Regions from separate parts of the Homo sapiens genome. Here all the other regions are linked to region 4. Evidence: chromatin loops called from intact Hi-C (ENCODE). Cell type or tissue: heart right ventricle. All regions are shown on one strand.

Region 1 (8,000 bases), 76 kb before region 4:
TTTATTGTGAATTTTGTATTTTCTAAATACTCTTAAAAGACAAAGACTCAAATTCAGGTAGAAAAACAAAGAAGATACTCAGGGTGTATCTCTGCCCTTCATTCATTGCTGTGGTCAGAGAAGTCTGTGTGAGGGGTTTGGCCGGTAGCAGCCCCCCAGATCCGTACACTGCAGACCAAAATTCAGCTCCTGTGATGCTTTTCCATGGAGTTTCCCTGTCAATTCAAGGTAGATCCTCAACCTCCCTCCTTGGCAGTTTGCATGTGACTGTTCATTCTTTTTATTACATTTCCTCCAGGGGGCCATTTTCACCATGTCATATCTGTTTGCTATCAGCATTTATAAGGGCTGGTGTGGCATTGGAGGATGTCAAGTGGTCTGACTTGGAAGTGTACTGCCACAAACTCCATGTAGGTGACAGGAGGAGAGACCTGCTTTCCCGTTGCCACTTTTTGGATTATCCCTGCAACTCTTTCCGTCTGGCTGACAAAAACCTTGGGGCTATTGGGTGGCTCATCACTTCTGCTCCTTCTCTAGCCTTTCCCTGGGTTTGCTTCCCCCAACCCCCACACCCCCTCGCACATTAACATGACATTGCCTGGTGAGCACAGAAGAGAGCAGCTTCCACCAGCTGAAACCTCTGATCTCAAACTCACTAGAGAGTTTGGCTTCGGGATTTTGGCAAGAAGGCCGATTGCCCATCAGGTCAGCATGAATAAAGATTTCTTTCTTCCCTTCTTTTTTAAAGTCAAGCATCAACCGAAACTGCTCCCAAAGCTCTGTCTCTCAAGACAATTTAACCCCTTTCACCTAAGTACATTTTCTATTTTGAATGCATGGTACTTTGTTTTATTCTTTTCCTGTGAGATGACCAAGAAATCTACTATATGTAAAATTTGAAAGCCAAGTCAATTCTAAACCAGGCTTATCATTTTTAAAGTATGTTTATCCAGCTTTGTAGTAGGAACAAGCAGACTGTTTGAAGGCCACATACTTTTCAAACCCTGGTTGCAACACGTCTGCCCCGTTTTGAAACTGTCTTTATCTAGCCGAGAAAACGAAAATCTATTTGACAAAGTGGCACTCTGGCCAGTTTATCTTGCAATATGGCTTTAGCTCACTGAGTCTATTGATTTCCTTAAATTAATGTTTACAGAATGCTACTGAATTTTGCTCAACAGAACATTGTTCTTTCGAAGCTTTATATATATATATATATAAAAGAGATACAGACTGTTATTGCCATGTGTTCCTTTGTTTAGACCAAGGAAACATAGTTTTTAGGTTTTTTTTTTTCTTAAGACAGCCTTGAACTATAGCCACTTCCTACAAGCATTTACTTTTCACATATTTAAACAGCAAAACATGTAACTAGAAAGTGGGCCCAAACTGCATGGGTATTAGACGAATCTAATCCTCAGTGTTCCTGAAAGCTGAATGCCACCTGGAGCATCAGAGGGAGAAAGCCTTTAGTCCTAAGCCCAGATGTTGCTGGAGAACCTTCCTCTGCCTCATTTGGGGTAACTCGGCAGGCACCCGAAAGCAACTTCACAGCCAGTGCTCCTGGATCCTGCTAGTTTTTCCAAACACAAGCATCCTAATAAAATTCAAACACCATTTAGCTGTTTGGGAACTCTAAATATAACATCTTGCCCTTTGACCACGGTGCTCAGTGTTCAATACACAAAACCTAATCTCTAAAGATGATTTTAAAACTGACCTTCCCAGAGAAGTACACGTATCCATTCAGCTACGAACAGTGCAGAAAACAGGATTTTGACTCATAATTATGAAATGGCCAAAATAAAACTTAGGGAACACAAAGCAACTTTTCTCAACCGGTTGACTCAGCCAACAAACTCACCCAAGCGAACCTCCTCAGAGCACCTCTCAAAACGATGCTTTGCAGACATTTATTAATCACAGTGAATGCTTCCCAGGAATTAGGGCTCCTCTTTAAAATCTCAAACTTGTAAACCACCTTATATTTGGATGATATTTTATGCTTCCCAAAGTGCATTCATGTTTTCTTTTCCATTTGATCCTCCCCTGGAATGAGAGGGCACTGGAATAGAATCTCAGGATTCACTGTGTATAGCATCCTGCACCATTCCTTCTCTTCTGGAGGGCCTGTTAGTCCCCGGCTGTACACACAGGATAAATGCATGCATGACTGCAAAGGGAGACCCTTAGTAACCACATCTTGTGACCATATTTTACAGCTCCATGATTCCTCTTTTCAGCCTCTGGCAGGAGAGTTTAGTGTGAGTGAGACAGTGAAGAGGAGCAGCAATAACGTATCTGTTCTTGGCTTTTCATCTGATAATCTCTATGAGGAGTTACTAAAGCATCTGAGTTTATCCATTTAAGTCCACTCTGTCTGCAGTGTAAGTCCCCAGCTTGTGCCACTGCTGTCAGGAGATGAGTCTCTCCTTGATCGATATTTACTTAACAAACAGCAGGGATGGGAGAGTTTGTTTAGAGGAATCATGTGCACTCTAGGGTGAATGAATGCTCGGGAAAGTACTTCAACTATTTGTCTCCTTCCCTAAGATTTTTGTGTACGTGTGTGTGCACACACGTGTGCAGATGCCCATTCTCTTTTTAACTTCTCCAAAGACACTTCGAAGTCATCTAGAAAAATACCTCGCTATGTATGATTGGTACATCATTATACCGTTAAGGAGCTAATGATGCAGATGCAGTTTTTCTAACCCAGCAAAGTTTGGTTCTTCTTTTGTGCTCTTATATAGAGCACAAAAGAGACTCTTAGGATAAACTAAATGCACAAGCATCTACCTTTGACCCCTTTCAGATGAGTGGAAGGGAAGAAAATACGGATGGAAACAATAAAAGCAGTTTGACAAGGCAGCTCTTCACTATGTATTTTTGATGGCATTACCTATATATTTTTAAAGGCCCACAGGGACAAAAAGTAACTTTCTCCAATTTTTCAGAGCTGCTTCAGCATTAGATATATTTAACTCTACTACTGTATATGAATTCCACGGTGTGAAAATTGAGAGAGCACTGTTCTTTCGAGTTCCCTGAAACAATTGCTTGAAGGCTCAAGTCAGCCTCTTGAATGCAGTTGACTTGGAGGCATCTGGGGCTAGATCGAGGGGTTTTGTTTCTGGGTGTGGGGAGAGGCTGGGGGGTGGCTGGGGAGTTATTTATTTATTTGATTTTGTGAATCGGAGTTGTAAAAGCCATCTGAAATATTCATGCAGAATAGTCTGAGAAGCCCGTTTCTGTTTTATTTACCGCACAGTAGAACAGCCACAGCGGATTAGTTCTACAATACCCGTAACAAAAGCCCAACAGCTGATGCATGTGATGTTAGGAGGTGACAAAACAGTTAAAGTATGCTGCTGGCTACAGGCAAGCAGTCAGCAGATGCAGACAAAAGGGTTTGTGACAAGAATAACTCTCTCTCCAAGGCGAGCAGTGAAGAGTATCCAAAATACCAGTACCCTTTTCTCCTTGACATTGTCTTCTTACAGTCAGCATTTTATTGCCCTTTTATAGTATAAAAAAAAATGGAGGAGGAAGAAGAAGGAAAACCCACACACAAACTAATTCACCAAAATACTAGGCAGGATTGTACTTTCCCATTCGCTAGCCATGCCTGCCAGTACACGTGTCCTTTTCCATTTCTCCATCGAAGCAAGTTTGAAAAAAAAAATTAGCTTAAAAGATCAGCTATAAAGATGATTTCCCTTGAAAAGTTTGTAATCTATTGATAGGCTTGATAGGCCATTGGAGCCTTTGGTTACGGGTTGGGGGGTGGGTGGCCAGGGAAAGAAGTCGATGCCTGGTTTGTTTTCTGTCCATTTCAGTGAAGATCATTTCAGTGATGAAATGAGGCCAGAGGGCCAATTTTTAAAGGGGATTGAGGAGGGAGGAGTGTCCATGGAGAACTGAGCAAGGGGCAAGGTTTAGGTCCCCCGCAAGAGGCTGATGAATGAGCTTACGGACGGTTCAGAGGTGTGAAAAATGAGCTTCTCTGTCTCCAGAAAATAGGAGAGGCTGTCTTCTTTTTAACCTTTGTAATTCCCCTTCTATTCTCTGTGACATTCATTCAGCTGCCAAGAGCGTTTGGCAAGGTTTGGGCCAGCGAGCACACTTCCAGTGACCGCTAACCTTGGTATGTCCTGACACTTATGATGAGTATCTGCAGGACACAGAAGGCAGGCAGCCTGCTATGTCAGGCTTTTATTATGTACTGCAGAGGCTAGGGACAGTCAGTTTAATAAAACAAATCATCCTTGAAGGTAAAGCAACTGGGAAGAGGAGGAAGACAGGAGAAAAATGTGTCTTTGCCACTCATTCCGATGGAAAAAAAAAAGAACAGCAAAACAACCACCCACCCAACACACCGTGTGTGTGTGTGTGTGTGTGTGTGTGTGTGTGCGCGCGCGCGCATTCGCGCACGCACACACACGCGCAACCCAGCTGTGGACTGGGCAGACTTGAAAACCTCCTCTCATTTTCTGCATTTCATGGAAGCCCAGAAGGCTCTTGTTTGCTCTGAGGAGACTCAAGTCTGTGATGAAATTGGTAGAAGCTGATAGCCAACCCCCTTCAAATTTATGCATATCTTCAAGTACCTCATTACTTTATATTCTTCTCCAAATATCAAGGCAAGACCATCTGGGGTGACGTTCCTATATTGGGATGCCTTTTTATCAAAACAAAGTTTCCACTCTCCTCTCCTGAGGAACGCTGGGCAAAGCAGCTCCCACAATAGCCTCAGAGTTCCAGCCAAAGACTTTGGAAGCCTTTTGTTTTTTCCCTGTGGCATGTCCAAAGGCAGGGCCTTCTCCCCTCCTCCGCCCGCCCTCCCCAGCCGCCTGCATTGTCTTGCATTCCAGTGACTTGATTGACTGTTACCACCTGATGCTGAGGAGATACTCTAGGGTTCATTCTGCAGATTGTTGGGTTCTATTAAAAGAAACCTAGATAAGGGATTACTTGTCACTAAGGGATTTTCTGCAGATGTTTATTGGTGATGGGAAAGCCATTAGGTGTGAAGAGGTGCAGAAAAATATGGACAACATCATTCTGATAAGACTGGTTTCTAAGATGCTCCCACAAAACATCAGAAAGTACCCCCTATTATTCTGTTAAATGGAGCTGGGTGTTTTCAAGCAGAGGTAAAGGTCTCTTTTTCCATGGGTGATGTTTCTATGTGTGGATGAAATTCACTGGAACCCTCTCAGAAGATCAGTTGCTACCCAAAAGTGTACCTCTGGGAGCCACCAAACACATGAGTTGCTCCAGTAGTTCAGTATCTCATTACAACTTTCTTTTGTCCAGTCCAGTCCATTGCATGAGTATCACCTCAAAGTAAGCACTATATTAACTAATCATTTTATTTGTTCACAAAGAATTCATTTCTTCCCAAATATAAACCAATAACCAAAGTCTCCTCCAGGGCATCTTTTATACCATTTCCATTTATTTTGAAGTTACTAGATTCTCTGTGGTTTTTCAAGATTACAGAGGCACAGCTTTTCAAGGTTTTGGTGCCTCATATAAATAGTAGAAATTGCTGAAAAAGCATTAAAAGGGAGCCAGCATCGTTTAATGCAAAGACACCTTACCTCACAGTAATCTCTTCATCTCATCATTTCTTCATCTCATACAATCTCATGCTTTCTTCATCTATAAAGTGATGATTTCTGAGATCTATTCGAACTCTTTGAATTCTACCTTACTTTACCATTATTTTAAACTTCTTTTTTTTTTTTTATTTTTGAGATGGGGTCTCACTGTCACCCAGGCTGTAGTGCAATGGTGCAACCTCAGCTCACTGCAACCTCCGCCACCTGGGCTCAAGCCATCCTCTCACCTCCACCTCCCAGTAGCTGGGACCACAGGCATGTGCCACCACACCCAGCTAATTTTTTTGCATTTTTGGTAGAGACGGGGTTTCATCATGTTGCTCAGGCTGAAGCTTCCCTTTATTAAGTATTGTTAAAGTATTAAGTAACTGCCACTCTAGAGCAATATGGAGTAAAGCAGAAGGCAAGATCTCACTATGAGCTATTTACCAAATAACTTTGCAAAAGATACTCTGCTGAGGCTCCTTATCTAGAGACACCTTATGATGAGGTAATTGAAAGTACATAAAAGTAGATAAAAAGTTAAACAGCATCAAGACACAAATGCAAAAGGTGATAAAGGATAACCTATGATTGCCACCACAAGAAAGGAATATTTAAAACAGATTAAAACCCACTAAAAACCATTAACAAGCATGACGAACTATAAAAATGATGAAGAGGAGACTGCATACAACCCCCAAAGAAGTTGCCTTGTTCTCATGCAAATCCTACAACTACACTTCCCTCCCTCCCCTGCTGCTGATGTTCTAGATGTACCTCTTCTCTCTCCTCTGACAGTCTTGAACAATGCCTGCCCTTCCCCTGTCCCTGGTTCCCCAGACCTCCTGTGCAGTTCTTGGTGTGGGCAGGGCTTCCGGCCTTCTCTGGCTTCTCTGGGGCAGCTGCCCACACCTTCACCCCTCAAAGCTCTCTGCCATGTCATGCTGCATCCCTGAGTGCTCAAGGAACATAGAATTTCACTGAGGCTGTATTGCCGTTGGCTGATGAAACCACCCTTCTTGAAACGTTTATTTTAATAAATGCCTATAATTGGCCAGGTGCAGTGGCTCACACCTGTAATCTCAGCACTTTGGGAGGCCAAGACGGGCAGATCACCTGAGGTTGGGAGTTGGAGACCAGCCTGGCCAACATGGTGAAACCCCATCTCTACTGAAAATACAAAAGTTAGCCAGGCGTGATGGCACTTGCCTGTAATCTCAGCTACTCAGGAGGCTAAGGCAGGAGAGTCTCATGAACCCAGGAGGCAGAGGTTGCAGTGAGCCAGGATCATGCCACTGCACTCCAGCCTGGGTGACAGAGCAAAACTCCATCTCAAATAAATAAATTAATAAATGCCTATGATTATGTTTCTGTAGCATTTGGCTAACAGCTCCCAATCCAAGGAGTGAGAGTGGGCAGTTGCTCCGCTTCACTGTTCTCCAGCCACATTCCCTCCCTCAGTGATGCTCATTTGATAGAATGTGGAGGATTATCTTTGGGGGTGGAGGTGACTGTGCTAGAAAAGATTGCTTCACGAATTTTTATTTGTATAATGTGAGTGGGAGGGCTAAGCTCTCCTCCAACAAATACTCATGTATACAAGACATTTGGGAGGAAATCACCCAAAGGCCTGTAGAAAATCCACATGAATTCTCAGCAGAGAATGGCCCTTGAGGTGTATGGGTTTGCACATTCATGGCGGACAAGGCGGCACTTTGAAGGATTTTCCAGGCAACACTGGGAATTATGTCCTAAGAAATGGGCCAGTGTGAAAGTCTTTAGGAGGGTCTGATAAAAATGTAAGCTTAAGACTGATTGGCCCCAAAAGGAGTCCCTTTCATTTTTTTCTGCAGAGTTATTACATTTCTTTATAAACAACAATTAACTTGCCATAGGGAACAATGAACTTCTTTGTCCAATTTTAAACGTGAAAAACAGTGATGTCGGGTGATGATTCTGGTTTTCTTTACCAGTTACTACTATTGTTAAAAAGTACATTGCACCCAAGGTGGGAAGAAAGAGATGAAACATGTTCAACATTACACTACTTCCTTTTTACTTTGGTACGTGGCATGTCTGAACTTAGATGAAATGTCTTTCATCTCTTGTATATGCGTAGATAAATATGGCTACATGTACACCTATGATACGTTTATGTCCTCATACGTCTGCACTTAATGTAAAAATGAAACTTTACTGGTGTATAAGTACCCCACTAAAAGAAATCTACTAAGTGTCAATGTGTACTTGGAAAATCATGAGTTCATGGATTATTCTGTGATTCCATTATGTTGGTGTGGGGATAGATAGACCATGCTGTACTATAAGTAACTTCCAAAGAACACTAAATAAGTACATCAGTAGCTACTGCTTTCCTTAGTCAAGAGATCA
Region 2 (8,000 bases), 52 kb before region 4:
GAACAGGAGTGAGCTATGTGCCCTGTTCTCAAAAGGTGGAAGCTCCCAATGGGTGTACAAGTATGTGTGTTACAGATGGGAGGGAGGGCATCAAATACACACAAGTCGTAATGCTGCATTGTGCTGTTCTCAGTGTGGTCGTGGGTTTGCAGTTCTTACCATGGTTAAGGGAAAAGTGGAGTAGAGTGGGGAAAGAGGCAGAACTTTATTTAGGAAGATGGGGGTTCATGGTAAGTAATCAGAAAAGAAATTAACTTGCAAAACAGATGGCACAAAAATCCCGCTCTGAGTTTGAGTAGAGGGCAAAATGGGAGAATGGAAGGAGATGGTGAAGAAGGCACGCTGCTGCTGAAACGTGCTTTGGGCTTAGTGAGAATGAACACTCCCACTTCTGGGAATTGAGCCTTGGGCAGAGCATGCACAGAAGCAAAGCTGGAAGGCAGAGGAAATCTGGGCCACCCACGCCCACACCTGCCCTGACCTCTCACCCTGAAGCCTCAGGAAAGGGAAAATCGATGTGCTCCCGAAGTGCAGGAGCCCTGGGTTTGGGACTGGAATTTGACCCATGCGGAGTGTTTACTGATCTGGAGACGGATAGGCTCAAATGAGCTCATCTTTATCTTGAGAGGAAATTAGGCAGCCCAGACCCAGACAAAGCCATGTTTTATTCAATGAAAATTTACCACCACCCCACCCTCCCAATGCACACAATATTACATGAAACATCTGCCTAAGTAACCTAGTCTCCAAAGGTTGGTTCTGAAAGATCAACAAATAGAGACTTAGGAGCTTAGAGAAAAACGAAAAAAAAAAAAGTTATTTCAGAATATCTTACATTTACCCCTCATGCTGATCTGTATCCTCTTTTTTTCACAGTTTGCAAATATTGACTAAGTTCAAGGGCAGTGGTTTAAGGTCTAACTTCAGAGTTAGCATGAGGTGACATACTTAAGATGGTGCAATCCTGTCCTAATGAAGAACATGTTAGATCCCAAGGTTGGTTTATGGGCAGTTCTTGTTCTTGTCCCAGTTGATATTTGTTTTATCAAGTCAGGAACTATTTTTGTCATCATTGTTAATCTTCCTCTTGCCAGATCTGTTTTGGCCGAGGGCATGCACTTGAGGTATGTTAGAAGAATGGAGTGCAGTATTGTGGGAAAGAATTATCACTAATTCTGTCTGCCTACAGCTTCCTCGGCCCTGTTCATCTGATCTCAATTCCCTAAACAAAATTGTAGATGGAAAGTCCTGCAAGTCCATGACCTGGTTCCAGAAAGTAGATTTTTGAGCTGAAAGAGCAAGATCGCAGCATTCCCATGATGACAATAGGTCTTTGTTATGTTGGAAAGAATTTTGACTTGTCCATCAGGGGAGATCTTGACAGAATATTTTGCCAATAAAGAAGTCTACCACTAAATGGGTAGGTCCAACTCCATTAGGCTCATCTTTGGCCTCAATGTTATGCAGATTTTTGCCTCAAGGATTCCTGAGACCTGGCCTAAGATGTCTGGTAGTTCTAGCTGGAACCAGAATCAGCTGGCATTTCTGACCCATGGGCTTTGGAAGAACACAGATCCTGGCTCAAATCTTAATGTCTCCGAGCCTCAGTTTCTTCATGTATGAATACAGTCGTGACAATGTTCTCCTTGCAAGCTTGTTATGAGGATTAAATGTGGTATTGTATCTGAAATCACTTAACACAGTGCCTGTTGCTTAAAATGGGATTAATATGTTCTAGTGTCCTTCCTTCCGCTCAGCCACTCCAGCTGCTGGTGTATCCCCTTTCTCTGCTGCATACATTTGACATAGTGGAACAAGGCCAGTAATGCTTGAGGGGATACCATCCTAGTTACAATGAATAGAGAAAAGGAAAGGTTCAACAATGTTCAGAACACCAATATTCACTTTAAACTTGTCTAAGCATAAATTATAGGCGCTCTGCTGACATTTGAAAGAATGGAAATATATAAATAAATGTATAGTTGTGTGACTGCTTCCTAGACCTGGACACAGCTTCACCCCTAAAAGAAAATCTCCATGTGGAGACCTTTGGGGAGAATTTTAATCTAAAAATCCTAGAGATTATCACAATATTCTTTTGAGTATTAATAAAAGGACTTAGTTACCCAATGAACTGATGAGTCCCCGGATAATTTGTTCAAAGGAGAGGTGATATTCTTTTAGCCTCATAGCAGCTTCAGCTGCTATCTCCCACCTAGAGTTCTACCCATTAATATCTCTTGTTCAAGGTATCACATCTAAAATTTCTAGTAGTTTATGCAACATTTAGCGATTTCCTCTCTTAGCAATGGTTGGAATCCACCACGCTATATCCTCCTTTTGGGTATCCTGAACTCTCCAAATTGTCTCAAAACAAACTTCCTTTTTAACATTTAGATAATATGGCTATTTACAAAGTAGATGGTCAAACGCAGTAATATACACATTTAGTATAAGCCAGTATTCAAAGATTCTAATAGCAATAATTATTTCCATATTCAATGCAGTCAATTCTTCAGTGTATCCAAACTGGCCATACAGAAGTTTAGTATGAACAATACAGCACTGAAAATGTACTGTATTTATATTTGACTTTGGCGATCAAACATATCAACCTTGAGAGGAAATAACATATTTCTGATTCTAGCCTTTGTTTCTTCACCTTGGTACTTCCCAATATCACCAGAGCTAGACTGGAGGAAGAAATGGGAAAAAAAACCCTGAAGGATATTATTTGTTTTGTTTTGTTTTCTCGAGACGGAGTCTTGCTCTGTCGCCCAGGCTGGAGTGCAATGGCATGATCTCGACTCACTGCAACCTCCGCCTCCCAGGTTCCAGTGATTCTCTTGCCTCAGCCTCACCAGTAGCTGGGATTACATGGTGGCACACGCCACCATGCCTGGCTAACTTTTTGTATTTTTAGTAGAGACAGGGTTTCACCATGTTGGCCAGGCTGGTCTCGAACTCCTGAGCTCGTGATCTGCCTGCCTTGGCCTCCCAAAGTGCTGGGATTACAGGTGTGAGCCACCGCGCCAGGCCCTGGAGGATACTTAATAAATATTTGGAGAATTAATGTGTATTTCAATCTACTTTTTCTATGTGTTAGCAATAAAGAACTAGAATATCCAATGGAAATAAAATAGTAACTAAACCTATAAAATATTAGGAACAAAGCTATAAATAAACAACTAGAACATATAATGGAAATAATATAGTAACCAACCCTAAAAAACATTAGGAATAAAGCTATAAAACTGTAAAGCCATAAAGAAGACCTAAAAAATAGAGACAGACAATAATTTTAATAATAATAGTAACTAACATTTATTATGTTCTTTTAATGTGCCAAGAATTCTCTCAGATTTTTACATAGGTGATTTCTTTAATTTTCTCGGAAATTTCATGAGGCAGTTAACACTACTATCATCATCTTTTTTTCCTTCCTTCCTTCCTTCCTTTCTTCCTTTTTTTTTTTTTTTTTTTTTTTTTTGAGACGGAGTTTTGCTCTTGTTGCCCAGGCTGGAGTGCTATGGCACCATCTTGGCTCACCACAACCTCTACCTCCTGGGTTCAAGCGATTCTTCTGCCTCAGCCTCCCAAGTAGCTGGGATTACAGGCATGCGCCACCATGCCAACCAATTTTGTATCTTTAGTAGAGACAAGGTTTCTCCATGTTGGTCAGGCTGGTCTCGAATTCCCAACCTCAGGTCATCCGCCCTCCTCAGTCTTCCAAAGTGCTGAGATTACAGGTGTGAGCCACTGCACCTGGGCTATCGTCCATTTTTCAAAACAAGGAAACTAGGATATATCGAGATAAGGTAACTTTTTTAATGGAAACATGCAAAATGATAAATATGCTTATTTTTCCTAATTTACTCAATAACTTTACCCTGCAAATTAATGCAATGAATTTATAAATTAAAGTAATCACAGTCAAATTTTAGAGGACTGTTCACAGATCTTAGCACAACTATTCTAATGTTCAAGAAAAGAGAAAATGCTTTAAACAAAACCCAAGAAAACACTGGTAAAAAAGAAAATCAATTTAAAAAGTATTAAAATTATATTAAAGTTCAATAAAGTTGTCAGAGATGCTCAATTACTTACAACAGAACCTGACACATAGAAGACACTCAATAAATATTTGGAGAATTAATGTATATTTTTATCTATTGTTTCTATGATTTGCCCCAATAGATATAAAAACAAAATGTATAATCACAGTAATTAAATATGTATTATTAATTCAAGAATTGACAAAAACAGTTCAAGGAAGCAGATTAGAAAATCCAGAAACAGGTTGGGCACAGAAACAGGTTGGGCACAGTGGCTCACACCTGTAATCGCAGCCTTTTGGGAGGCCGAGGTGGAAGGGTTGTTTATGGCCAGGAGTTCAAGACCAGCCTGGGAAACATAGCAAGGAGGCTCCATCTCCATAAATAAATAAATAGCCAGGTATGGTGGTGCACATGCATGCCTGTAGTCCCAGCTACCTGGGAGGCTAAAGCAGGAGGATCACTTAAGTCCAGGAGTTTGAGATTGAAGTGAGCCATGATCATGCCACTGCACTTTGGCCTGGGTGACAGAGAAAGGCATTATCTCTAAAAAGATAAAAAATCTAGAAACAATACAAGCAAACATAGAAATTTAGTCTATTATAAAGATTATTTTCCATTCAGGAGGGAAAAATAAACCATTCAACAAATACCATAGGAATAATTTGCTAATGATATCAAAGAAATAAAGTTAGATTCGCATCTCATGACATGCAAAAATGAATTATTGACAGACAAAAGGTTGAAAACGTATATTCAAACACACAAGCACACACACATATAACACATACATGAACCTTCTGGAAAACTAATTTTATTATCTTGCAGTTTAGAAGACATTTTAAGCAAAATAAAACCCAGAGGCCATAAAGAAGTAAAATAAAAGATATGGCTACATAAAAGTTACATCTCAGCAACAATAACAACAAAAAGCATGAGAAAAGTTAGAGAAAATAAGCAGAGATAAAATATATATTAAGTATATATAGACTATCAAGTCTTAATACATTACTTATAAGTGTATAAGTAATGTATTGTACATTATAAGTATTATGTATTATAAGTGTACTTATATGTCAATTTAAAAACTATACCAGCTGGGGGCGGTGGCTCACGCCTGTAATCCCAGCACTTTGGGAGGCCAAGGCAGGTGGATCACGAGGTCAGGAGATCAAGACCATCCTGGCTAACATGGTGAAACTCCGTCTCTACTAAAAATACAAAAAAAAAAAAAAAAAAATTATCCAGGCGTGGTGGCAGGTGCCTGTAGTCCCAGCTACTCGGGAGGCTGAGGCAGGAGAATGCGTGAACCTGGGAGGCGGAGCTTTCAGTGAGCCCAGATCGTGCCACTACACTCCAGCCTGGGTGACAGAGCGAGACTCCTGTTTAAAAAAAAAAAAAAATACCATTCAGTGGTAAAATGGGCAATGGGCATAAATAGTCAATAGGGAAGAAATAAAAATGGCCAATGAACATTTGAAAATATGGGCCAGGCACAGTGGCTCACATCTGTAATCCCAGCACTCTGGTAGGCCAAGGTGGACAGATCACTTAAGGTCAGGAGTTCGAGACCAGCCTGGCCAACATAGTGAAGTACCGTCTCTACCAAAAATACAAAAATTAGCCAGGCGTGGTGGTGCATGCCTGTAGTCCCAGCTACTCAGAAGGCTGAGGCAGGAGAATTGCTGGGACCCGGGAGGCAGAGGTTGCAGTGAGCCAAGATTGCACCACTGCACTCCAGCCTGAGCAACAGAGCGAGACTCCATCTCAAAAAAAAAAAAAAAAGAAGAAAGAAGAAAAGAAAATACGCTTAACTTTATTGACAATCAGACAAGTGCAAAATATAACATAATACCTTTTTTGCCAATTAGATTTGAAAAATAGAAAATATTGATACTGATATTATCCAGTTTTGACAAGGGCATGAAGAAAACAACAGCCTCACACACTATCACAAGATTATAAGTAGGTAGGCTTTTTTAATGGGACAAATTGACTGTAATTCTGGTAGAATTACGAGATCATATTACATTTTGACAAATGCTTACAAAATGCACAAAAATATATGTCTTCATTAAAACATTGTTTTCAAATGCAAAAATAAGATCTACCAGTAGATAAATGATTAATACCATAAAATGATTTATACAATAAGTAGATCCTTATAAATCAACACAAAAAGACATCCAAGGCAAATTATTAACTAAAAAAGGCTAGGAGCTGAATAATGCAGTATTACATTTTGTTGATTCCAATTTTTTTTTTTTTTTTTGTGACAGAGTCTCGCTCTGTTGCCCAGGCTGGAGTGCAGTGGCACAATCTCGGCTCACTGCAGCCTCTACCCCCAGGTTCAAGCGATTCTCCTGCCTCAGCCTCCTGAGTAGCTGGGATTACAGGTGCATACCACCATGCCCGGCTAATTTTTGTATTTTTAGTAGAGACAGGGTTTCACCATGTTGGTCAGGCTGGTCTCAAACTCCTGACCTCGTGATCCTCCCACCTCGGCCTCTCAAAGTGCTGGGATTACAGGCATGAGCCACCGAGCCCAGCCCTAAAGATCATTTTTTAAAATACCATCACTTTTGAAATTGTGATGCATCATGCAATCAACAGTGTTTAATACTTATCATAGTAGCATCTTTTTCTTCTTAGAAGAACATAAAATGATGATGTGTCTTACAATTGCATCTTAGATTTCATGAAATACAGTAAATCACATGATCCCATAAAATATACTTATTTATATATCTAACAGACTGAGTAATTGAGAATTTACCTGATGCCTTTCTTGTGTACTAGTCTTAAGAAGAAATGAAGAAGGGGGAGGAGGAAAATTTTCTTCCTTTCCCTTTAAGGACAGCCTGGTCTTTGCATTCTTGAATTTGGCCCATTTATTCCAGGGGACTTTACAAACCTTTAATCATCAGATCTGTGGGTTAATAGCACTGTCCCTGAGAAGGAACGGATGGAGGCTTTTGTGTCTAAAGAGGAAGGGAGGGATGTAGACCAGCCCCAGGTCCTTGTGCCTAGGAGGAGATGGGAATTCAGGGTTTGGGTTAGGAGTAGGAAGAAAACTGCTTCCCTGAAGCAAGAGGGTGGGAGAACTGCTGCATGGGTGACTGTGAAGCAGATTGATAAGTATGTTCATTGAAGGCAGAGGAAAAGAGGTCTGCCATCAAATCATCAGGATAGCAGAGGTGTCCTAATAGAGTCACCTTCCATTACTAGCCTTTAGTGTTATAGGCAGGAAGCAAGCGGACAAGAAACACAATTAACTAGAGACCCAAGGTCCATCCTCAATCTTCCTGGGTCCCATAAACCCTGGGGTTCTAGATCAACCTCAAGGGAGAAAGAGAGTCCCCTTAAATAACTGAGACTAGATGTCTAGTCAGCAATGGTTGATAGGGGGCTGCAGCATGTTATAAAAGAAAATGTCCTCTTGTTTGCTTCTGGAGGTTCTGGACCAATTTGTACCAGAGATAGATGATAGATAGATAGATAGATAGATAGATAGATAGATAGATAGATAGATATAGATAGATAGATAGAGATAGATGATAGATAGATAGATAGATAGATAGATAGATAGATATAGATGATAGACAGATAGATAGATAGTAGATCAGTAGCACCATCTTAATGTATTTGCTTGTTTAACACATTTAATGAGCTCATCTTATGTGCCCAGAACTCAGCTGGGCCCAGGGGGATACCAGGGACAGGATGAAGTCTGCAGTCAAGGAGCTCATGGTCTACAAGGTGGCAAACCTTCCAGAAGTGGAGCATCTTGGTTGCATGTGCCCCCTTTTCCTCCCAGGTAAATTTGCCACTCCCTACTTGTTGTTGCCCCCGAGGGACTTGGCAGCGGGTGTGGCTTCTCCAACTCAGAACTTGAAGCAGTGTGTTTTAGGAACCTTGAAGTTACAGTTTTGCTTGAACTGTGTG
Region 3 (8,000 bases), 62 kb before region 4:
GTAGTCCAATTGCCTTGTGTGCCTTCCATCTCCTCTTAAACTGAATGTATGTGCAGTATATATGCAAGCTTGTGCAAAATAAAATATACATTACAAGCTCAGTGCCGTTTGATTTTCTTAAAGAAAGAGTGACTTTTAATTTTTGGACCTGTATCCAATTGTAGGACAGTAGGCTAGTTGTGCCAGTAATGTCAAGTATGGAGATTTTCTTTCACTACAATTCTTCATTCTGTTAGCCTAACGTGCAGCTCCTAGAAACAACCTCTTTTACTTTAGATGCTTGGAATAATTGCTTGGATTTCTCTCTCTGAAACATCTTTCAGGCTTAACTTTATTTAGCCCTGAAACTTAAAAAAAAAAAAAAAAGCTTTAGCTCAAAGTAATATTTTACTCTTAATTCAACAATTGTTAATGTTGAATGATTCTAAGAACAAGGAAAGATGTTCCCAAAAGTCACAGAATGGCAAATATATTACTTAAAATATGGGGATTTGGGGCTTGCACTGTTCTTACTTCTGGATGAACTCAGAACTAAGAAGTACTATTGTAAATTTTCAAAACCTTTCTAAAATGTTTCTCTTGACATGGCTGGCAGCATGTTCCATACTAAGAGCATTAGTTTTATGGCTATTGAAAATTTCTTTTTATCTATTTCACTTTGTTTTAAAATGATATCTCCTTTATTCTTAAATTAAGAACAAGAGAAACTAGCAGAAATCACCTGCTATTTGAGATTGACTCTATTATCCACCATTCACTGCAGCTGTACCTCACTTGTGTCTGTACATGCTGTTGCAGACTGAGTCTTCATCATCTCTGATTTCTTCTTTTGCTTTCCCCTTAATGATGAAAACTTTATATTTTGACCCTGTTGACACAAGGGTGCCTGGAGTCAATGCAATATTAAAACTTTGTTAAAGGATGATAGCATTTTTCCACTTTCAGCTCTTTTTTCTATCAATGCCACATATTTAAATTCTAGTCTTCCTAACTAAATTGTGCAAAAGTGCATACTTAAATCCCTCTATGCCAAAATAGTTATTCCCTGATCGGAAAAAAAAAAATTCCCTCCTTCCACTGTCTCTTCTTGGAAGAGAAAAGACATTTGCAGGAATGTAGTGACTCCTCCATCTTCTTGTACTTAACAGTTATCTGCTTTATGCCAGATTGGATAATTTCCATAGCCACCAAATCACTAACAGGTTACAGCAGGTAGGAGGTTTATTAAAAACATACCTTCAAGCCCTACTTTTGTGACTCTAAATCATCTGGCGTCATTAGTCTAGAATAAAATGCACCACCTTCAACACTGATCTGAGCCGTCATCATAAACCCTGTTCCACATGCATCTCAGTGTGACCAGTGCCCACTTTAGAGTTGAATGTATAAGCTTCTCAACCTCATAATAAAGAAAAGATTGGTTTTATTCATTTTTATCTCCATTAATTTTTAAAAATTAACGTTTTTCTTCAAAAGCAAGGCTAAAAATCAGTACATATTTACAATTAATTTAATACATGCAGAGGTGAGACACAGATGCCCCTGAATAAAAGTCATAGAAATACATCAAATGTTTGTCATGTACTGCCAAATGCTGGGGTCTATGGACATTCCTGAATTTTAAAAGGCATAAAATATAAGAAAAGGGTGTACAAAGGAAAATGGCAGATACAATTTTAGAAAATAACAGATATAATAACTAAGTAAATTTATTAAAGATTACTGAAGAAATAAATTGTGCTGTACTCCCTTACCAAAGATATAACCATGTAGTAGAGGGAGGCTTTACATTGGGATAAAAAGCTAAATAGTAGCTTTTGAAACTAAAGAAGTCATCAAGAGAGTATTGCTTTGGGTATTAGGAGACCTGTCTCCAATCCATTCAATTCTAAAACTTTTTACACAGCCTACCCGGAGAAAACTAAGCAAGTCACTTAATGCTTCAGTGTCCCAGGAGAATTGAAATAATTATGAGAGCTAAAGGATTGCTAGATTCAGTGTGGTCACCATGTTGACTTTCACCTGCCAAGGATTCCTACCTGCCAAGAAAATGGTGTGTTAGGATGTTTTTGCTTCTCGTGAGAAGGCAATTTAAGTGACAAGGGCAAAATTCTGAAGATAGCCAAGTGTGACTCTAGATCCTTCTCTCTCTGTTTATGACTGGTTCTCTCTTGGGTAAGTGTCTCTGCTTCTTGTCAAGCATCTGGTGCTCCTGGGTTGCCCCAGCCCTCCCTCTGTTCACAGCAACAAGCCGTCTACGAAAGTTAACATTAAGATATCACTGACTTGATATGTTTCTCTTACCAATGGTACATTCATAAAAAGATATGCAGTGTACAAGAATACATTTTTACTGCTTCTGTATTAGGTCTGATGTCACCTGAATGCAAGTAATTATGGACTGGAGGCCTTCCCCACCAAACATCAGGCTAGGCTTTTTGAATGGTATCACTCCTGGCTGCATCTTGCAAAAAGGCTGTATGGTCTGTCAAGCCATTTCTGTCTCCCAGGCCTCCTTCCCCTCCGTCCCCAGGACTGGCTTCCTGCCCATGATCATAGAGTCCTTCTACATCTCCCCAAAAATCATTCATAAGAACTCACAGGAGGAGGCACACTTCTCCACTAAAGCCTGGTTTGTTTTTCTGGTTCCAAAGAAAAATTATTATCACTGAAGATATTTCAGAGATAACCTAACTCAGTGGCTTTTATTCCCCAGATCGCTAGAGAAATGTGGTTATTATCTCAGGGGCCACCAGATTAGGACCTCAACAAAAGGAGCTTCATCTTTATATTGAGGTATAATAAAATATTCATTTAATATAAAGAGTTCTCTGCTTAAAACAGTGATCTTTTTGAGTAAGATAAAACAGATTTCTATGTATGAATGGGAGTATTAATTAACAAGTAATTCTACCAAACCTTCATTTAAAGAAAGGAGTTCTCTGCTCAACAACACAACTCAATACTCTCATTGGGTAGGGTAAGAGATTTTTAAGGATGAACAGGAAAATTAAAATAGATAATAACACATAAAATGATAATAAACCTTTAAAAAAGAGACTATTTTTGCACCATGGAAACAGCACAGAGCCTGGCACCTGGTTTGTACTGAATCTCTGTTCTCTTTCTTCTCTTCCAGTCAGTGGTTTTAGTTACTTTGCCATGTTGTTTTAAGTTGTGATCTAAGGGCTTAAACACCCACACCCATTCCAACTTCCCAGGACATTCAAATTTTGAAGAACACAGAAGTGCAGCAGGAACTAAAAACTTCTGCCCCACTCTTGCCATTTCCCCAGGCCCCTGTGTTCAGCCTCAGGCCTATAGCTGCTGTGGCCACACCTTCCGCCAGCCATGCTTGCCTAGGCTCCAGAATAAGAGTGGGACAGCTCAGAAAGATTAAGGTGCCATAACACACTGAAACAGAATCACTTAGGCTGCCTCAATCCTGGCAAAGGGGAGGGTATTATTTGCAAAGCCCCCTGCTGAGTCTCCCAGGTGCTAGCTAGACAGGCTCAGGAGATAGTTTGGCAGCCACCCTGGAAAAAATGCCTGTGTCTCTGCAAATAAATCTGCCAGTGTAGAAAGCACTGGGTTTTCCCCAGTGCTTGTGCAAATAGTACTCTGTGCTTTGCTGGTATTGGAAATTCCTTGGTATAAGTAGCTCTAGACCATGAAAATTGAAGTTATGGATTTCTTGTCATTGTTGTTACCCTTGACCTGTTGGGAAATAATTCCCCAAATCAATGGTCATACTTCCGATTATTCACAACTGAAAAATCTTTAGTAACCAGAAAACAAAAAAAAGTGTTCCCTGAATTCCCCTTCACGGCTCAGCAACTGACGGTAAGACTGAGCAAGTCTTGAAGTCTGGCACAAAGGAAGGTAGATGTGCAGGTGTCCAAGCATAATATGAGCCTGGGCATCTGAGTGTAGGTATCTCCTGCTAGAAAAATTCATGAACAACTAGAAAAATTCATGAACAACTAGAAAAATTCATGAACAACACATAGGTTACCAATGGAGCATTATTGATGTCTTTTCTTCACTTAACATCTAGGAATTTGTAGAATCAACAGTGTGGTTACGTATGTGAAAAATCTCAGTAAAGTGGATACATTTCTAAGCAAAATACAGGTATCAACATTTACTCCAGAAGCAAAAACCTTCAAGACAATCAAGGCCACAGAAGAAAATTTTAAAGTTGTTCTAAAAACAGAACAAACATCAGATCAAAACTCCTCTCCTCTCCCCAAAGGCACCTGGCCTTCAGAGTTTTATGGGTGAATTCTATCAACTATTCAAAAATAAGTTATATTGTATAAATAGTATACATATTACACATATATACAGTATTTATACACATATGTACAGTGTTTATATATAACTCAATTTCTTTATAAAGTCCATATGTATTAATGTAAGTACAAAACATAATCAAATCCAGTCCAGCAGTACATATAGTAAAAATAATATTATACTACAAATAGGGCTCATTACTTGTACCAAGCTGATTTGAAGAAGAATCTGGACTTGCTTCTAAGTGAAATGCAGGAGAAAGTTTCTTGATAGATTGATTTGCTTTTTCTAACTTCTAATAATGGTGAAAGCAAATATTTCTTTTCTGGGCTGTCAGCTATCTGCTACTGGGCAATCACTATGGGCTACTGTCTTCTAATTTTTTATTTTACTAGGGCAAAATAGCCTTTGCTCTTTCAGCCATTTTCGTGTGCAAGGTTGCCTGACTCAGAGGCCCTGACTTACTTGAACAAATCTTTTTTGGAACTCTGAGTTTTTGGAAAAAGCCAGATTCATCTTGTGCAATTTTAAGGACTTCCCTCAGTTAACTTAAATAAAGAAGAATAAAAAAAACAAATCCAGCAAAGTAATGCCAATAAAGATAGGCCATTCATTCTACATAAAGGGAATCATGATATTTTTACTTTGTGAAATATTGAATTAAAATTAAAACCTATTTGTTTACATTCTAAAAGGAAAGGATAAGTAGGGTAAGTTTTGAGTTGGGCAGTGCTGACCCCAATCAATTTGATAAAGCTTGTAAGAGTTGCCATTATATGCAACAGGAGGACTCTTTGACAGAAATAATATATGAAATGTGTCTCTTTATTTTTAATATTTTAATTTTTTTCAGCTCATTAGCTATCATAAGTATTAGTGTGTTTTATGTGTGTCCCAGGACAATTTTTTTTCTTCCAATGTGGCCCAGGGAAGCCAAAATATTGGACACCCCTGGCTTAAGCTTTATGCCTTGATTCTTTGGTGCTAAAACTTTTGAAACTAAAAACACTCTTTTTATTATGCACACAAAAAAGCCATGCTCTAGCAAATTAAAAGCCTTGATTTTCAAGACTATTTTCTCAACACTGAGTTTTAAGACCTTATTTAGACATTTAAGTGGTCAAAACCTTGATTCTTTGTTCCCTGCATTTCCTTTATGCATCCCTTCTAGAAGCAGGGCTTGCCCATGACTGAATGGGGAAGAGTCACAGGTAACTGGAATTTGAAGCGGGTGGGCCTCCATTAATACATCTAAATTTTATGTTGCATGTTCAGCAATAGTCATTGCAGGATTATATGTAGTAATGGAAAATTGTAGACAAACCAAATGTCATCAGCAGGTGAATTGTTGAAATAAATTGTGTGACTTTATGCCTCTTTAAGGTGAACTCAAATTGGGTAGAACTAACCCTAAGAATAATTGTTTCCCTGTTATGTCACCACAACCACACAAAAATTATACCTGCTTTAAATAAAAAAAAGCTTTATTTGTGCTTTCAGGTGTAAATTTGTATTTTGATTCCATGGTTTGTGGAATATTATACATCTACTAAAAGTTTGAGATTGAGCTGTAGCTATGCAGTGAAGTGAAAAGTTATTCATAATATATTATGGAGTTTGAAAAGTAAATACAGAAATATTTTTAGATAACATAACTCCACGTTTGTGCTTTTTAAGTTGATATATCAGCTGGGCATGGTGGCTCATGCCTGTAATCCCAGCACTTTGGGGAGGCCAAGGCAGGTGGATGACCAGAGTTCAGGAGTTCAAGGCCAGCCTGGCCAACATTGTGAAACCCCATCTCTGCTAAAAATACAACAATTAGCCAGGTGTGGTGGTGCACGCCTGTAATCCCAGCTACTCAGGAGGCTGAGGAACAACAATCACTTGAACCTGGGAGACAGAGGTTGCAGTGAGCTGAGATCATGCCACTGCACTCCAGCCTGGGTGACAGAGTGAGACTCCATCTCAAAAAAAAAAAGTGATATATCTTCATGTATATATACAAAGCACACACACGCACACACCCACACACACACACACACACGCACACAATATGTGAGAACACACCACATCATAATAAATGTCATTTCTACATGATCCTATAACTAGAAAACCCCATTGTCTCAGCCCAAAAGCTTCTTAAGCTGATAAGCAACTTTGGCAAAGTCTCAGGATGCAGAATCAATGTGCAAAACTCACAAGCATTCCTATACACCAACAATCGACAAGCAGAGAACTAAATCATGAATGAACTCCCATTCACAACTGCTACAAAGAGAATAAGATACCTAGGAATACAGTTAACAAGGGAAGTGACGAACATTTTCAAGGAGAACTACAAACCACTGCTCAAGGAAATCAGAGAGGACACAAACAAATGGAAAAACATTCCATGCTCATGGATAGGAAGAATCAATATTGTGAAAATGGCAATGGCCATACTGCCCAAAGTAATTTATAGAGTCAATGCTATTCTCATTAAACTACCATTGATATTTTTCACAGAATTAGAAAAAACTACTTTAAAATTTATATGGAACAAAAAAAGAGCCCATATAGCTAAGACAATCATAAGCAAAAAGACCAAAGCTGGAGGCATCACACTACCTGACTTCAAACTATACTACAAGGCTACAGTAACTAAAACAGCATGGCACTGGTACAAAAAACAGACACACAGACCAATGGAACAGAATAGAGAATTTAGAAATAAGACTGTACATCTACAATCATCTGATCTTTGACAAATCTGACAAAAACAAGCAAGGGGGAAAGGATTTCCTGTTTAATAAATGGTGCTGGGAGAACTGGCTAGCCATATGCAGAAGATTGAAACTGGACCCCTTCCTTACACCTTATACAAAAATTAACTCAAGATGGATTAAAGACTTAAATGTAAAACCTAAGACTATAAACACCCTAGAAGAAAATCTAGGCAATACCATTCAGGACATAGGCATGGGAAAAGATTTCATGACAAAAACATTGAAAGTAATTGCAACAAAAGCAAAAATTGACAAATAGGATCTAATTTAAAGAGCTTCTGTACAGCAAAAGAAACTGTCATCACAGTAAACAAATGACCTATAGAATGGGAGAAAATTTTTGCAATCTATCCATCTGAAAAAGGTCTAATATCCAGAATCTACAAAGAACTTAAACAAATTTACAAGAAAAAAACAATCAACCCCATTATAAAGTGGGCAAACGACATGAACAGGCACTTCTCAAAAGAGGACATTTATGCGGCCAACAAACATATAAAAAAATGCTCCACATCACCAATCATTAGGGATATGCAAATCAAAACCACAATGAGATACCATCTCATGCCAGTCAGAATGGAGATTTTTAAATTTCAAGAAACAACAGATGCTGATGAGGCTGTGGAGAAATAAGAACACTTTTACACTGTTGATGGGAACGTAAATTAGTTCAACCATTGTGGAAGACAGTGTGGCAATCCCTCAAGGACCCAGAAATACCATTTGACCCAGCAATCCCATTACTAGGTATAGTCCCAAAGGAATGTAAATCATTCTATTATGAAGATACTTGCACATGTATGTTCATTGCAGCACTATTCACAATAGCAAAGACGTGGAATCAACCCAAATGCCCATCAATGACAGACTGGATAAAGACAATGTGGTACATATACACCATGGAATACTATGCGGCCATAAAAAGGACTGAGAACA
Region 4 (8,000 bases):
CTATGATTTTTACCTATTTTTCTATCCCCAGAAGTGCCTTTTAAAAAGTTCCTATAACAGACATCTCTTGATGAGTGAACCATTATTGTGTTACCAACTTGAGAATTATTTTCAGGAGACAGCATGAGAATACTGGAAGCTGCACTAAGAGATCAAGACCATCTGGGTTCAAGCGAAGTCTTTGCCTCTTCCTCACTGTTTGTGGGCTCATTTCTTAACCATTGTCAGCTTCACTTGGTTCATCTGTAAAATGAAGAAAATAATAACTGCCCTGCAGTTATTGTGAAGATCAAATGCAATAAGGTATGTGAAAGTGCTTTGTAAACTAAAAGGCAAATTAACAATAACCTGAAATAGCCACGAGATCATGAATCACCCAGCAAAGGGAGAAACATAAGCCTCCAAGGACTTTTGAGGGGGACCTTTGTGCTCCTTCCATCCTCTATGACTAAGCCACACGTCATGCTTGTAGGACTCCAGGCTTTATTTGCAGCTTTCTCATTTACCCAGCCCCTTTTTTTGTACTCCTAAGCTCTGCATTCTTATCAGAGAGGGATAAAGAAGGACAGGAAGGGGAAGTGGGGAAAACCAGAGTAGGAGAAGAATGGAGGAGAGTAGGATGGAAATAATGTTTTCTACATGCATTATGTGCACCGTGCACTCTGCAAAAATCTCATTTAGTCTTTGATCTACCATTATTCAGTATCATCCTCCCAATTTATAGATGAGGAAACAGACTCAGAAAGTTTAAATTATTTGACCCAAATTACACAATGAGTAGAAATAGCAGAACTGGAAATCAACCTCTTCTCTTTCTGAATTTAAAGCCCAGGGCTTTCCTAGTAAGCCCTGGGGTGTACGGCTAATCCAAAGCAATCTTCTCTGCTGAAGAAAAATTATCTTTTGGGAGGATTTTCTGAACTAAATCTCTCATTTCTCTGTGATACTTAAGCTCCCAGGGGGGGAAAAAAAAAGAGCAGCATGTAATCAAAGAAAAGAATACTAAAATTACTAAAATTCTTAGGGCGAGAAGTTATTCATATCAAAGTGAAAACTACTTAGATTTTGAAAGTGAGTTGTCTTAAAAAGCTCTTCTTAGCTTCTCATTGGCTCAGAAGTTCTTCACTAAGAGGCTTATGGCAACATGATAGAGGGGGAAAGAGAGCTATACTAGCAGCTCAGATTCTTATTATCAGGCCATCTTAGTGTTGATCTGTATATCTATTCCTGAATAAGCATCTGCCTCAAATATAATGGCTTGAAACAATAATTTGTTACTATTTTCCCCAGCTCTGAGAACTGACTGGGCTCTGCTGGACGGTTGTTGCATAGGCCTTCTCCCTGTACTTGCAATCAGGTGTTGGCTGGGCTGCAGCCATCCGAAGGCTCACTAGGGCTGCACATCCCCAGTGACTCCCCTCCTGAATGGCATTTGATGAGTGGAAGTTCAGAGCACCCACACACAGTTCCTTCATGCAGCTAGGGCTTCTCACAATACAATGGCTGGGTCCTAAGTGAGAGAACGCCAAAAGTGAACAGTCCAATAAGTAGAAGACAGATACTTCCAGGCCAGTAAACGGCTATGCCTGAAACTGGCATAGCGTCACTTCTGCTGTATCCCATTGGTCAAAGCAGTCACAGATCCCACTCGGATTCAAGAGGGTAGAGAAATAAACTCCACTCTTTTGACGGGGGGGAAGCAACATCACATTGAAGAAGAAACTGGGAGATGGGAGATAGCATTGCATCCATCATTGGAAAATAATGACTAGATACAGTCACTCATGCTTGTAACTTCAGTGCCTTGTGAAGACAAGGTTGAAGGATTGCTGGAGGCTGGGAGTTTGAGACCAGCCTGGTCAACATAGGAAGACTCATCTCTACAAAGATAAAAATTACCTGGGCATGGCAACTCACTCTGGTTGTCCTAGCTACTCAGCAGGCTGAATCGGGAGGCTTGTTTGAGCCCAGCAGTTTGAGGCTGCAGTAAGCTATGATAGTGCTACTGCACTCCAGCATAGGTGGAGTGCAGAAAAAAAGAAAGAAAAGAAAACACAGCCTGCCATAATCACTAGTTCAATGACATCCACAAAGTTAGAATAGCCTCTATATCAAACTCCTGCCTTTGGAGCTTCATGTAGCCCTTGCCAGCCTCTCTGCCCACATCTCACACCATTTTCTTGCTATGCTACAGCTATACTGTCTTCTTTCTTTTCTTCATACCTCAGAGTTTGGACATTTATGAACAAAATCCCCTTCCCTTTCCCTCAGTTCTTCCCATGGGGGCCTCCCTCTTATCATTCAGGTCTCAACTCAAATATTGCCTCTTCTGGGAGAACTTCCCTGACTAATACATGTGACTCTTTCACATCCTCCATACCCTTTATGTGTTTGCTTTCTTATCTACCATCTCTGTTCCACTGCTACTCACAAGTTGTGAAAGGACAGTGATTTTGTCTGTCTTCTTCACTGCTGTATCCCCAGTGCCTACACTAACGTCCCTTGCATCATGGTCATTCAACAATTTTTGTTGAACGAATAAATGAATGAACAAATGAATAACCCAGTCAAGTGGCAGCCAGTGACATCTAAGACAACATCTAAAATGTCATTCGTTCCACAAAAATTACAGAATCCTTCTTATGACAGATTCTGCACTAGTTCTCCAGGAAGCTATTTTGTCTCTGGACACAACTTAGACAATTCGTGCTTGATGTTATCAATTTACCCAACTAAAACCTTCATTATTTGTTTACTAATAAGATGAATTCAGGAGTTTTCAAACTGTGGGTCCAAGTGCATTAGCTCTGTGACTGTAACCCCCAGGAAGAGGCTACAGAGACAGGAGAAAAGAGAAGCCATGAGACGCCATCATCACTTTCAGCACAGCAACAATCTTTTCATTTGCTTTATCTGTGGGGGTTCTGTATAAGATTTAGCTTGAAAAACATTCTACTGCTAAAAATAAGACTAGATGATCTCTTCAATTCTGTCCTATGTTCTGTTCTTCATGATGACAGTTCTCAAAGTGCGGCCTTCCAGTCCCTGTATCAAAATCAACACATTGGACACTGTGGAAGATGCAGATTCTGTGGCCCCTACTGAATTAAAGTTTCTGGCCATGTGACCAAGGAATCTGTATTTTAACGGGCACCTCGGGGTATTCTTAGGTACTCTAAAGTTTAAGAATCATTGCTTATTATGTAGGAAAAACTGGATAAAGTACAAAAATAAGCTGTTATGCAAAGTAGAACTCTCTTTCCTCGGGGATGACCTCTTGCAAAAAGGAATGTCTTTTCTCAGCATATACGGAATTTTTTGGAGAAGTAGGCATGGCTCTAGACTGCAGGATAACTAGAATGTGTGTTTTACTTGCTAGAAGCCCTAATTGTTCCCACTATTATCTCTTTTTAACCCAGTGATTGAAGCCAGTACGCACGTGTGCTCACACAAACACACACACACACACACATATATAATACACATACACAATGCCTATGGCCAGTATCACAGCCAACCTACCACCTCACTCAGCTGTGTCCTGCCAATTAAGCACTTCTTGAGTGGTAGAAGAGCAGGGCCCTTAAAATTCCAAGCATAAAACAGCTAATAAGAGTATCTTGTTTAACAAAGTAATAAAGCAGAGGCAAAAAAAAAAAAAAAAAAGCTGCAAAGTTTTCTTGGTGATCATTGTTTAACACTGTATGTAATTAAATATGAACGAAAGTATGCTACTTTCATTTTGTGAGCAATTTAATTCAATTAAAAATAAATGGGTCTCCTTGGCTCAGTGGGCATACTGATATACAGAACAGCACTGCCCTTAACTTGGTTTCCACTGTGTTTAAATCCAGCACGGGCAAAGCTACTGAAATACAACCCCAGGCTAACGCGATTAACTCATTCCCCAAGAGCCAATAGCAGACCTCATCCGGTCAACTGAGTACAGTGCTTTGCAGCATAATATGTTTTAATTTAAAAGAAGTTTATCAAGCGTTTGCCATGTGGCGTGAAGAGACGTTTAAGACATCTCGTAGCAGTCAAAACAGTGGTTATCTTGGGGCAGGCTAGGCATTGACTGGAAAGACACTGGAGGAAGCTGGAAATGTTCTGAATCCTGATGTGGGTGTTGGTTAGCAAATAGACGTTCATATATATGCATGTGTATGTATAAATACACATTGAGCCGTACACCTAAGATGAATGCAATTTTTGTATTTGACTGCAAATATTTTATACCTCAACCAAGGAAAAAGAGACACTTTTTCTGCCCCCAAGGATCTCGCACTGTTATTATTAGGCACCACAGGCATCAGATTCTCCGCTTACCATCTGGCTGGGGAGCCACATAAAAATACTTGAGGGCACTTATTTTGTGATAAAAACATATACAAATCTTAAAGCACCCTTAGGAAGAAAACGACAAATAAGAGGCAATCAATTTTTGCAAACTTCTTGCTCAGGGCCATATGCAGTACAGAGGACCCCCTGGGTGTGGTAAGTCCTCAGCTCAGCTTTGAAGATGGGGAAGAGGAATAAGGAGATATAGGGGGTAGGGGGTTGGGGAGGGGACAGGAAATGGCGTGGAGCAAAAGCAAGGTGTGGGACCCCCGGCCCAGGGGCAAATTAACCCTGTGTCAGGACTCCTGCTGATGGGGGCATCCCAGAGAGTGAGTGAGGAGGTGGGACTGGCTGGCGGGGAGGGGCAGACAGATGCACTTTGTCCTGGCCCCAGTTCCAAGCCGGGGTTCCAGGGATAACTGTCAAGGGCGGTCCGCACTCGCAGGCCCAGGAGGTAATGGATCCGCGCCGCTGCTGCGATAACTGGAGCTGCTCTTTCATTTCACCCAGAAGAGCCGTTGTTTGGGAATGAACTCCGGGATTCCAGAGGCCACGTCTAATAATAACACCCTTATCAACGCTGCAAGGCTGAACCGAGCCTGAGTGTGTGTGTATCTCTGGGTACCCAGGGGCCAGTGCCCAGCCCTGAAAGGAGAGCTGAGCCCTGGTGAATGGAGAGGAAAATGCCAATCTGTTGACAAAAAGTTCGCTGCTAAAAACGAAACCCCGGCCAACATTTTACAACCTGGACGCATTGTTAATGTAGTGGTTTATCTGGCAGGAATAGGAAGCTGTGTTTGAAAACAATGTATCCTTTTTAGGTGCAAGGTCAGCGTCTGTAGGACCTCGGGGTGACACCCGCCTCCCACCCCCACCCCCAGCCCAGCTCCTGGGAGAACAGCTCCAAGCCTGGCCCCCAGGCTTCCTGGGCAGAGGAAGGCGTGCTCCGCAGGCCCACAATGCAGGGAAGATGCTATCCTCTCCGGCAGGCGGGGTGCCCCACTGCACACAGGCCTCATTGAGGCCTGCCAGGGCCTCCCCCACCTCCTCCCAGAGCCAGGTGAGGTTGAGAGCAGAGAAAATCCAGAAGTACCTCTTTTAAAACTAGTCTCATTGGGAAAGAAAGTGCCAGGGGCTTGAGAGCTCGCCTTGGGTGAGAGAGAGTAGGCTCCATCCCTGAGTAGCTGTGCAAGAGATTTAACCTCCCAGGTCTGTGGTTTACTCACATGCAAAGGCAAATGAGATGAATACCTACCACAAAGGGCTACTGTGTGGATGAAATGACCTTGTGGAAATGAAGCACTTAGCATGCACCATGCCTGGTATGTGGCCAGGACTCAGTGAAGGGATTTTGCACTGGCTGCACCCTCCTCCTAGAACATTCTTTTTTTTTTTTTTTTTTTTTTTTTTTTTGTGATGGAGTCTCACTCTGTCACCCAGGCTGGAGGGCAGTGGCGCGATCTCAGCTCACTGCAACCTCCACCTCCGGGGTTCAAGGGATTCTCCTGCCTCAGCCTCCCAGTAGCTAGGATTACAGGCACGTGCCACCACGCCTGTCTAATTTTTGTATTTTTAGTAAGGATGAAGTTTCACCATGTTGGTCAGGGTGGTCTGGAACTCCTGACCTCAAGTGATCGTCCGCCTTGGCCTCCCAAAGTGCTGGGATTACAGGCGTGATTCACTGCACCCGGCTAAACATTCTTTTTAAGAAAGGCTTGTTCCCTTACCTGCCCCAGGTCCCTTCTCTGCTTTATTTTTCTCCACAGTGCTTACTACTAATATCTTAAGTCTTTTTTTTTTCATCTTATTTATTATCTGTCTCTCTCAAACCAGAGAGAAGCTCTGTGAGAAGGGTCTGTGTTTTGTCTACTGAGGAATCCTCAGAACCTAGAATAGTGCCCAGCATAGAATAGTTGTTCAATAAACATTGAATAAAGGGTACATGATGATGTAGATGAGGATTTTAGTGTACCAAGTTCCCAGTTTACATTCTCATCTCAAATTTCATAAGGTCGGTAATCTCTACTATACGATAAGCATCTCCAGGCAGGAACTGTATCTTATAAGTCTAGATTCTCCATAGCTAAGGTAGATAGATTTAGCAAAGAAAAATACAAGACACCCCTGGTAAGTTTCCATTTCAGATAAATAATACATTTATGGTATGAATACATCCAAAATATTGCATGGGACATACTTACACTAAAACATTATTCATTGTTTATCTAAAATTAAAATTAACTAGACATCCTGTATTTTATCTGGCATTGCTATCCATAGTACTTATGCAGTAAGCTCAAAATGAGCAGGTGCTACATAAGTGAATAATATGCTCAAAATCCAGAGAAATCAGAATAAACCTAAATAAAATAGGAAGGTCAGGCTCAGTGGAGTGCTGGTAATGTTTCCCAACTGAATTTTCAGGGGGGAAAAGAAGGCTTGATTTACAACATTTGCCAATTTCCTTTTTTTTTTTTTTTTGTTTTAATTTTGATGGAGTTTCACTCTGTCACCCAGGTTGGAGGGCTATGGTGCAATCTCAGCTCACTGCAACCTCTGCCTCCCAGGTTCAAGTGATTTTCTGCCTCATGCCTCCTGAGTAGCTGGGACTACAGGCACACACCACCATGCGTGGCTAATTTTTGTATTTTTATTATAGTAGAGTAGGCGTTTCACCATGTTGGCCAGGCTGGACTCAAACTCCTGACTTTATGAGACCCTCCCATTTCGGCCTACCAAAATGCTGGGATCACAGGCGTGAGCCAATTTCCTTGGTGTAAACACTCCCACCATGACCAATTTCAGGCTACCAAGGAGATATGACTGAACAAAGTTGGAAATAGATGAGCTTCATCAGCTTTGGCAAGCCAATATGAGCCAGCTTCAGCCTAAAAGTCACAGGAATAAGGAAATAGACAACAAGCAAACAAGAAAAATGCAATTTAAAACCTGTACCCACTATACTTTACCAAGGCCTTCCTGACCACTTCCTCATAAAAATTATCTCAAACTTAAAATCCTATGAGGCAGAAATGATGAGACCTATTGCTTCAGCAATGGGCAAAGAAGCCAGAAAGAATTTAGAAATTGTCTATTTACAGGTAGTAGACAGTTCAAGCTCTTTCCCCCAAACCATTCTGCCTCTGCAGTCACGAAATATGGAAGCCAAGGGGGCCTCCAATGTCAGAGGTCAACAGGTCAACCTGCCCATTCCTCTGTAGAGAAAACTGAGGCAAGGAGTAAAACGGCACACTCCTTCAGAGCTGGGAGTAGAACCTGTACCACGGCCCCCCACTTTGTGTGTGTGTGTGTGTGTGTGTGTGTGTGTGTGTGTGTGTGTGTGTGATGCATAAAGAAATTCTCAAAGTGTGTTCTAGTAACATGGGGAGCCTAAGAAATAAGCACAGACACTCCTAACGGAGTCAACATGGGGTAAGTATGCAGAGTTATTTTTGGTTTTGTTTTTAATGCGACCAGCCAGGGTTTCTGCTTTCTTAATCTCACCCAGATGATATGAAAACTTAGACCAGAATAGAGAGCACTTGTTGCAAAGAAGTAGCCAGAGCCGCAATGACCAGTGGTGGTCAGGAGGAAGGGGACAAAGAGGACTCACCCGAGATCATCAATGTTGACACACTAATTGAAACAAGAACCCACCA

The links. Peaks named below come from ENCODE experiments on the same cell type or tissue, not always from the same donor. Only the 100,000 strongest peaks of a DNase experiment are listed, where the experiment ranks them.
Region 1: it touches region 4 in a loop (12-fold over the local background); 15 of 110 quality-filtered maps call a loop at or near these places.
Region 2: it touches region 4 in a loop (2.1-fold over the local background); 10 of 110 quality-filtered maps call a loop at or near these places.
Region 3: a loop joins it to region 4, with 2.1 times the contacts of the local background. A loop is called at or near these places in 19 of 110 quality-filtered maps.

What each region holds. Positions count from the first base shown.
Region 1 is chr1:214,026,655-214,034,654 of GRCh38, forward strand. The region is part of intron 4 of PROX1 (prospero homeobox 1); the gene reads left to right. Among named protein-coding and RNA genes, the nearest start is that of PROX1, 43 kb to the left of the region's middle. RefSeq lists an enhancer at 3,324-4,219. In heart right ventricle, no CTCF peak of the experiment used is centred here; a DNase peak (open chromatin) is centred at 4,107; H3K27ac peaks cover 7,097 bases.
Region 2 is chr1:214,050,207-214,058,206 of GRCh38, forward strand. It overlaps LINC02775 (long intergenic non-protein coding RNA 2775), which reads right to left. Exons shown (of 4, transcript XR_922584.2): 4 at 3,707-3,798. Among named protein-coding and RNA genes, the nearest start is that of LINC02775, 58 kb to the right of the region's middle. In heart right ventricle, no CTCF peak of the experiment used is centred here; no DNase peak of the experiment used is centred here; H3K27ac peaks cover 803 bases.
Region 3 is chr1:214,041,153-214,049,152 of GRCh38, forward strand. It overlaps PROX1 (prospero homeobox 1), which reads left to right. Exons shown (of 5, transcript NM_001270616.2): 5 at 1-358. Among named protein-coding and RNA genes, the nearest start is that of PROX1, 57 kb to the left of the region's middle. In heart right ventricle, no CTCF peak of the experiment used is centred here; no DNase peak of the experiment used is centred here; H3K27ac peaks cover 1,054 bases.
Region 4 is chr1:214,102,667-214,110,666 of GRCh38, forward strand. All of the region lies in intron 1 of LINC02775 (long intergenic non-protein coding RNA 2775), which reads right to left. Among named protein-coding and RNA genes, the nearest start is that of LINC02775, 5.5 kb to the right of the region's middle. RefSeq lists enhancers at 1-759, 4,586-6,071 and a silencer at 5,420-5,714. In heart right ventricle, no CTCF peak of the experiment used is centred here; a DNase peak (open chromatin) is centred at 4,965; H3K4me3 peaks cover 1,026 bases; H3K27ac peaks cover 4,644 bases.